Regions from separate parts of the Homo sapiens genome. Here region 2 is linked to region 1. The links are chromatin contacts, found by Hi-C or POLR2A ChIA-PET in ENCODE. All regions are on one chromosome and are shown on one strand. Each heading gives the region's core, a stretch centred on a gene start or an enhancer-like site at or near the end of the contact. The rest is flanking DNA. Distances are from core to core; before and after follow the strand shown.

Region 1 (4,403 bases), core at 656-3,155:
ATGTAGATGGACAGTGTTCTATCTGATCAGGCCGTCTTTATATGCAATTCACTCAAAAACACACCTCCGAAAATATAAGAGTTATGTTAACCGGGCAGAATTCCAACATATAGAAGTGAAATCTATAATTAGCAGAAGACATGTCTTATATTTTTTTCATTTGTACAAATGTATGGGGTATATATGAAATTGTGTTACATGTATATAGTGCCTAGTGATCCAGTCAAGGTATCTAGGGCGTCCATCACCCAAGCACCACACATTTTTGTTAATTATAGTCATTCTACTCTGCTATCAAACATATTCCTTCTACCTAACTGGATGTTTGTGCCCTTGAACCCATTTCTCTTCCTCCTTTCCTTTTTCCCCTAACTCACTCTTCCCAGTCTCTGTTATCTATCTTTCCACTTGCCACGTGATCAATTTTGTTTTTTGTTTTTTTTAGCCCCCACATATAAATGAGAACATGCAATATTTGTCTTTTTGTGCTTGGCTTATTTCACTTCAGATAATGGCCTCCAGATCCATCCATGTTGCTGCAAATGACAGGATTTCATTCCTTTTTTATGGCCAAATAGTATTCCACTGTGTCTATATACCACATTTTCTTTATCCATTCATTTGTTGATGGGCACTTATGTTAGTTTCATATTGTTACTGTTGTGTACTTAAGTTACTGTTTGGTCTTCTTTACCAACCTTCCTTCTTAATGCTGCTCAAATTTCTAATTTTCAAGAAGAATTTAGTCTCCTGCATTTGACTATACTAGAAAAATGGGCTGCTGTTTCTTTGCTGGGAATCAAATATTTGGTCTTTTAACTGCAACATGCCCAGGGTGCAGCATCTAGATTCTCTCAGGCAAAGTGCTCATAATGAATTCACCACTTATTCAGATTAAATAGCTCCAATAGCATGGCCTTTCAAATCATCATCTATAGACTAACACAGATTCTCAGTTTAGTTGGCACTAGAGCAAAGGCAAACAGTGCTAAAATTATTCAAAAAAGGGTATGCAGCATATAAATTACTGTGAAAACTTAAATGTAGATCAAGGTTAATAAAAATTTGCTTATTAAAAAAGGCTATCACCAAAACTAGGATGGCACCAAAATTCAAGTTCCCGCAGGGAAAGGAAATTTTTTTTCCCTCTTCCCTTGATCTGCCAAGGGCTATGTCAGGTCACCCCACAGTCACATTTCTCTGAAAGCCCAGGCTTGTCCAGGGCCCAAGTCAGTGAATATGAGATTGCATCTCGGGGAATGAGCGGCGCTGTGAGTTACAGTGGAGGAGGGCTCACTTCCCCTGGTCATTTGAGTACTCGACAGCATCGCCTTCCATCAGGTGCTTGAGTTGAAGGACAAATCTACCAGTGAACCATGAATGATTTCATGATTAATCTGAGGTTTGCCTTGAATACACAGAACTCAGGGTCCACTCCCCAAATCAATGAAAGCTCTACTTCTGGGCAGTAAAAGCAAGTGGAGGAAACCACTAAAGACATGGATAGAACTCACAAGTATCTGTGACCAATTCAACAGAGAAAAGAACGCTAACGTCAACCATGCCCTGCCTCAACTTTGAAGGACACTTAAAGATTTAAAGTTCAAGAGAGAGAAAGACACAGGGATTTTCCAGAGGAGGAGGCTCTTAGAGTCAAGATGCCCACTCTGACTTTTCTTAGTGACAACGTGCCCACAGCCAAGGTGTCTTGCAGAGTTTTGGAACCATAGGAAATGATGCTTCTGTCAGCTCTGCTGTCAGCCCCGCAGCCCCTGCTTCCTGGCTGGCTGTGCTCTGGGCCTGTTGCTCTTTCGCCTGCTCCCTCCCTCTGTGCATGCCTCCCACCTGCCAGGTCTCATTTAGCTCATGTCTACCACCCAACGGATGTGTGAGGCGGTAGGAACCGCGATGTACAGACAGGAAACCCAGGTCAGCAAAGTCCCGTGACTTGCCCAGGGTCACACGGCGAGGGAAGGCACAGAGCGGAAACTCTCACCTTGGATCTTCTACCTCCACTTCTTGGGTAGTGAGGACTTCATAGTAGGCATCAGCCTGGCCCCAGCTTTGAGGGGGATACTCCCATCTCCAGTGAAAGGAGAAAGGGGAAGACCAAAAGGGGAGAGGGAAATATATGATCTATTATGTTTAAACAAGATTAACTTGTGGGTGAACAGCTAGTTGCAGAGTTCTCAACTTAAGACAGAGCTTCTTTACGTGGTCCCTCTTTCCCTCCCTCCAGAGATGACAAGAAACACACTGTTTCTATCTACAGGGAGAAGAGGTCCTGTCACCTTGTCTGTAGGCAGTTCCAGCAGGAATTAGGAAAGGTGAAGTATCTGATCTAGACAGGCTGTTGTGTTTTTACATGGCTGAGCAGCCACCAATGCAGGGAATGTGCCCTTGGGACATGGGACTAGGCAGGGAGGGCCATGGCTCTGCACACAGACACCTCTTTCATTCATGACTCGTCAAATGTCATTCTTTCCAAGTCAGCCTGGGTTTCCAAGAACCCTTCTCAATACAGTGCCCCAGATAAATTCTATGACCCAGTGTGGGGTGAGATGAAAACCCATTTGCCATCCCTGATGCTGCTGTCTGCAAGGAGCTGCTCTCAGGGCAGCTGGGCTCCTCCCTGCCCGAGTGGCATCTGAGGGCTTTTCCATTGGTTCTCTTGGGTTGCCTTTTGGCAGCTGTCATTCCACAAGTCTCCAGGAGTCTCTGGGATCTTCAACCATGGGCTAAAGGAGAGCTGCAGAGTAATCCAACATCCCCAGCCTTCTGCAGTTAGGCAAGAGGTATTTTTCCTGAGGACCACATACCCTAAAAGAGCCTGTATCAAAGGCAAGAGGGCAGTGAGCCCTCCAGCCTGCTTTTCCTTCCATCTCTGCCACTGCCCATCAGCTGTCCCTTCTCTGTCCTCCACGCTGGAGTAGCTACAGCCTCCTGGGGTTGGCTCATTCAAGAGATCACCTGATTTTCCCTCCCAGCAGCAGTGGGTAGGATGCCCCCGCTCAGTGGGGAGGCTGGTGGGGGCCTCATCCCAACTGTGGCTGCCTCCACAGGGTGTGACTAAGTGGGGCCCACAGGTGGTCTTGTAGCCTCTGCACCGCAGCTCTGAGGTCCCATGGGGCCCCAGCCCCCACCCCCACCAAATGACTCAGCTGGGCACCCCAGCCGCTACCCTGATGGGGCTAATGCTCCCTTAGGAGTCCGCAGCAGGGATTCATGTGGTTTCAAGCCTAAACACAACAGCAGACAGCGCAGGCGAGAAGGCACCACCGTTTAGCGGTAGATCTGACGCTTCTCTGAGCCACCACTTAGCGCACAGAACATCTGGTTCTGCAACAACTTTAACATTCAGAGAAGAATTCCTTGATGCTGTAAGATTTTTAGGTTTTCTGACAAGATGTCTCATATAATCAAAGAATGATGTGGATGGAGAAAGCACACCAAACACCCAGGCCCTCAGAGTGTTGCCACGCAGCAGGCTCTGACCGGGTTGGGTGGGTGGCGGGCTACAGGTCACTCTGGCTCTTAATCCTTATCAAGTGACTGCTCACAAGACGCCTTTAAGTCTCCACGATTGAGACAGAAACCCAAAAGTGTGCCAGAGTTTTCTGTGACCGGAAAGTAAGGTGATTAAGAGAAAACTTCAAAACTGGCCCCTGGAAGATGTAAAGATAGGACCCACTCAAACACTTCAGAGACAAGAGAACAAAGTCAGGGGTGAGAAGGAACATAAGTCAAGGGTGAACAGTACAGGCCTCCTCTAGACATTAAGACATCGAATGCAAATGAAGGTCATTATCTGTGCATGTGGACAGGTCTGTGTCAGTATAAATGCTGATCGAGTAGGGTTTAATTTGCCAGTTTCAACAATTGGAGGAAAAGAAGGGAACTGAGGACTTTTCAGTTAATGTGTCCTGACCCTGGAAACCTCACCTGTGGAAATCCACACTGGCACCCATCAGAATCCCTAAGCTGCTTAAAAATAGGAGTCTGCTCCCAGAATCACCAGCACCCTCCCGGTTTCCTATCAACGACATGATTATGGAGTGCGATTTCTACAGTCAGCCAAGCCTGGTTTGAATTCTGGCTCAGCTCCTTCTGAACTGTTCCTAGGAAGTCACTTAACCCCCAGCCTGGCTTTTATCTGTAAAAGGGATAAGCCATCATCAGCATTCTGCAACTTGTGTCTTTTTCTCCCCAGTCTGTGCTGATTTTTTTTTCTCCTTTCTTTCTGCTAATCTATGACCCTAGTGACTTCATCCTCTCTTTCAAAACCTTTTTCAAAAGTTACCTCTGCCGTGAACCTCCATCCATCTCTCCCCATCCCAGAAGTCCCTTCCTCCGGGTTCCCCATGGAGCGTAACTTTAACAACCAAATACAATACTAGAGGTGA
Region 2 (4,403 bases), core at 1,292-3,791, 180 kb before region 1:
AGGGAGATGAGGCAACCGGTGGGACAGGGACACACCAGCCTTTGGGGCCACGGGAAGAGCTGGGGCTGTCAGTGGCAGAGGCTGCCACGCTGGAGTTTAATCCCTCACTTCGGACCTCCATGGCCAGCCTGGGCTCTGCCCCTTTGGTCCCAGTCCTGACTCTGAGCTGGGCTTCAGCAGGTGTGACTCCCCTACGTCCCTGCCGGCCACAGCCCCCTCCACTCACAGTGTGTCATAGGACAGGCAGGGCCACTCCTGTTTCCCAGCTCAGAGCCTGTCGAGGCCTGCAGATTCCCCACTGAGCAACAGAAACAACCCCCTCCTGATGGGACAGTCAGCCCTAAAGGAGGGAGCAGCTGTCCAAACCCCAAACACCTCCCTACCAGCTACCTGCGAGGCTTCTGGGCCTTCTCCCTTCCTCCACCCACCCTTCTCTCACACGTCAGCTGACCTGGGTTCAAATCCTGCCTGTACCTCCCATAAACAGTAGGGCAGTGAGCAAACTGGGTTTTATTTTGTTTGGTTTGGTTTGGTAGAGATGGGGTCTTGCTATGTTGCCCAGGCTGCTCTCGAACTCCTGGGGTCAAGCAATCCTCCCACCTCGGCCTCCCAAAGTGCTGAGATTACAGGCGTGAGTCACTGTGCCCAGCCTGAGCAAGTCATTTAGTCCTTCACCTGTGAGGTGGGATAATACCTATGTGCTCTCACAGGGCTGTCAGTGAACATTAAATATGATAAGAATAATATCAGTTAGCATTGAGAGTCTACTCTGGGCCAGGTATGTGCCACTTGCCCTACACACTTTAACTCACTTTCTCCTCATAACAACAATGTGGGGGAGTATTGTGATCAGAGCCAGCTTCATGGGCATGTGGCCTATGCAGTCACAGAGGGCCACCCCACACTTAGAAGGGCCCCACGTTTGGTTTAATTCTCCATCATTGCTCTCTTGAAATTCTTTTTTTTTTTTTTTTTTGAGATAGAGTTTTGCTCTTGTTGCCCAGGCTGGAGTGCAATGGCATGATCTCAACTCACCACAACCTCCACCTCCTGGGTTCAAAGCGATTCTCCTACCTCAGCCTCCCGAGTAGCCGAGATTACAGGCATGCGCCACCATGCCCAGCTAATTTTGTATTTTTAGTAGAAATGGGTTTTTTCCATGTTGGCAGGCTGGTCTCAAACTCCCAACCTCAGGTAATCCACCTGCCTCAGCCTCCCAAAGTCCTGGGATTACAGGTGTGAGCCACTGAGCCCGGCCGAAATTCTTAATAATTTTCTTTTTTTTTTTTTTTTTTTTTTGAGACGGAGTCTCACTCTGTTGCCCAGGCTGGAATGAAGTGGCACTATCTTGGCTCCTGCAACCTCCATCTCCCGGGTTCAAGCGATTCTCCTGCCCTAGCCTCCCAAGTAGCTGGGACTACAGGTGCATGCCACCATGCCCGGCTAATTTTTGTATTTTTAGTAGAGACGGGGTTTCACCATGTTGGCCAGGCTAGTCTCAAACTCCTGACCTTGTGATCCACCCGCCTCGGCCTCCCAAAGTGCTGGGATTACAGGCGTAAGCCACCGTGCCTAGCCCGAAATTCTTAATTTTTAAAACAAGGGCCCTGCATTTTCATTTGCGCTGGGTCCCACAAATTACATAACTGGTCCTGATTACTGCATTAGCATCTACTCTTGGCCAGGTGCTGTTTAAGGCACTGTAGAGACAGGAGTGAACAAAAGAGAATTCCCTACGCTTGTGGAATTTACTTTGCATTACTTCCCAGATGAGGAAACTAAGGTTCAGAGAAGGTAAGTTACCTGCTCAAAGTCACGCAGTAAGTGGGTGTCCAAGTTCCAACTCAGAGCTCTTAACCATGATACAATTCCCCTCTTCTGACTGAGGCTGTAAAGTATTTAATACGACTTCAAGCAAAGAAATAGCAAATAGCGTTCTACATGCTTTAAATGGGTTAACTCATTTAATCACAACTGCCCCATTTTAGAGATGAGAACATGGAGGCTCAGAGAGGTTAGGTACCTTGCCCAGAGTCACACTGCTGTGAAGAAGCAGAGCGGAGACTGGGAACCCAGGTGTCTTGCTCAGAACTACGTTCCTAGCCACACCAGCATGTTGCCTTCTGAAGGAATCATTCAGAAAATGGTGGCTTTTGCAATTCGTTTTAATCCCCGTCATTTTCATTTTTGTCATTTTTGTCTTGTGTCTGGAGCCCCCACGCACAAGGCCTGACCCGAATTAATATGTACGCGATAAAAGGATTAACAAATGAATGAGCAGACTGAGGCATAAACCTGTGTGGTAACGGCTACAGTTGCCCCCACCACCACTACCACAACCACCCAAAATCTGACATGACTTATCACCAGGGCCTGACACCCAGCTTCTCTGTCTTGCCTTAAGCCAGTGATGAAATCTGTCATCGCTCAGGATGTAGAAAACAGGGTCGCGTCTTCCAGTAAACAGGCCAGGGCTGGAAGGTAGGGGGTGGGGAGGGGTGCCGTGTGGAGGAGTCGTTCACAGCGATTGTTATCAATGAGTAACAAGCTTTCCTTTTCCTCCCGAGGTGATGACAGGGCTCGTGACAGGGCTTGTAGATGTCTCCCTCCCCTAAAGGCTGTCACTCTTTAGAGGGTCTCATCCTCCATGCTTGGGCTGACTTGGGGAATTTATCAGTCAGGCAGGCCTTAAGTGCCAGGTGATTTCTGGGGCTCTGGGAGAGACCCTTGGACAGAATAGCACCTCCCATTATCCTCACTGATGTCTGACACCCCTATTCATTCATTCATTAGTCAACGAATCGTTATTGCGTGCCTACTATGTGTCAGACACTCTTCTAGGAACTGAAGATATAGCAGAGAATGAAACAGATAAAAATCTCTTGCCTCAGGGAGCTCATATTCCAGTCCAAGGCACTTCCACTGGGAATTCTTTTGATTACATGGTAGACATTGGGAACTTTATCTTGCTGAGCATTGGATATGTTTGTACTCTTCTAAAAGCCATTGAACTTTGTCTAGGACACAGTTAAGGTTCTTTTTAATTGTTTCAGATGGGAGGGTAAATCTGGTACCTGTTACTCTATTTGGCCAGAATCCAAAGTTCCCTTCCACAGGTTTTTTTTTCTTATAAGAAAGTCTTTAGGCCTGGGAGAGGCAAGACTTGAAATATCATCTGTTACTTATACCTTTTTGTGAATGAGTTTATAACAGCCGTTTTGAGGCACTGTGGTAATAGGTAACAGGAAATGAAGACCTGGACCTGGAAGACACCGAAATAATATCTACGGATTAGGAAATTAAATATTCACATAGCCATTATTTCATTTGAATTCATCTCATTCTTGGAAATAGTCAAGCAAGAAAAGTGCTTCAATTTCCATTTTATGGCTGAGGAAAGTGAAGCTTGGAGAGCTTCACTGGCTCAAAGCCACACAGCTAATTAACACCCAGAGGCACTGACCTTTTTAGAGATAGGGGGTCTCACTTTGTCACCCAAGCTGCATGTGCAGTGGCATGATCATGGCTCACTGCAGCCTTGACATCCTGGGCTCACTTGATCCTCCCACCTCAGCCTCCCAAAGTACTGGGATTACAGGTGTGAAGCACCACGCCCCACAGAGCCTACTGACATTTACCCTAGAGTGTGTTCTAACACATCTTGGGGCAGGGATCACCATATGGAGAGAGCAGAGGGCACCTATGATTCCAAATACTTGTGCTGACTTTGTTGTTTGGCACACCGCTGCACTTGCCCCTTCTGCTTTGGGCCTGTCTGAGGAAAAGCATCAGCTTCCTGGGGACACAAGTCAGTACTGCTTGTTCATGTGCCCTGAGCAGCAGCTACAGGTTAGGAAGACACACAGGCACAATCTGAAGAGACTGCGAATTCCACGAGGGCAGGGACTGCATCTATTTGGGTCCCCACTGGGACCTCAGCACCTAAAACAGTACCTGAGCCCTAGTAAGTTATCAAGGAATATTTGCTGAGCAACGATAACAACAAAACACATGAATAAATGAATCTGAGGGGTAAGCTGACGAAAAGGAATACCTACCTCAGTTGCTTCAGCTATAAAATGGGAGACAATAATCTTTGCCTTTTAATGTTATTTTGATTTCACTGAAGGCAGGGGTTTTTGTCTGTTTTATTTATGCCTTCCTATATCCCCAGCTTCTAAAACAGGGCCTGTCACATAGTAGGTACTTAATACATGTTTGCTGGATAAACAGATGCAAGCAAAACATCTAGGTTTTTGTGAACATGTGTGTCTAAAAAGGACCTAACATAGTACTGTGGTTAAGGGCAAGGAACTTGAAGTCAGGCCTGGGTTGGACTCCTGGCTCTGACACTTACTAGCTGTGTGACCTTGAGAAGGTCTCTGAGCCTCTGTTTCCCTGGG

The links. Hi-C counts contacts between places; a loop is a spot of excess contacts on that map. ChIA-PET counts read pairs that join two places held with the same protein, here RNA polymerase II (POLR2A). Pooled maps may share reads with other maps.
Region 2: a loop to region 1 is called in a pooled map, with 2.4 times the contacts of the local background. The contact joins two enhancer-like sites. A Hi-C loop is called at or near these places in 6 of 168 maps with a recorded cell type or tissue (B cell, CD4-positive, alpha-beta T cell, CD4-positive, alpha-beta memory T cell and 2 more), 15 of 37 single-sample maps with no recorded cell type and 15 of 50 pooled maps. POLR2A ChIA-PET finds 5 or more read pairs at or near these places in 14 of 52 experiments (CD4-positive, alpha-beta T cell, CD4-positive, alpha-beta memory T cell, GM12878 and 10 more).

What each region holds. Positions count from the first base shown.
Region 1 is chr3:4,819,638-4,824,040 of GRCh38, reverse strand. All of the region lies in intron 60 of ITPR1 (inositol 1,4,5-trisphosphate receptor type 1), which reads right to left. The region is part of intron 4 of LOC124906209 (a long non-coding RNA gene); the gene reads left to right. Among named protein-coding and RNA genes, the nearest start is that of EGOT, 70 kb to the right of the region's middle. Within about 2 kb of position 1,905, at least 4 of the 41 ENCODE cell types and tissues checked have a DNase peak (open chromatin) inside an H3K27ac peak, as active enhancers do; they include CD8-positive, alpha-beta T cell, where a contact is called at or near this core.
Region 2 is chr3:5,000,674-5,005,076 of GRCh38, reverse strand. No RefSeq gene overlaps it. Among named protein-coding and RNA genes, the nearest start is that of BHLHE40-AS1, 23 kb to the right of the region's middle. RefSeq lists an enhancer at 2,296-2,797. Within about 2 kb of position 2,541, at least 2 of the 41 ENCODE cell types and tissues checked have a DNase peak (open chromatin) inside an H3K27ac peak, as active enhancers do; they include CD8-positive, alpha-beta T cell, where a contact is called at or near this core.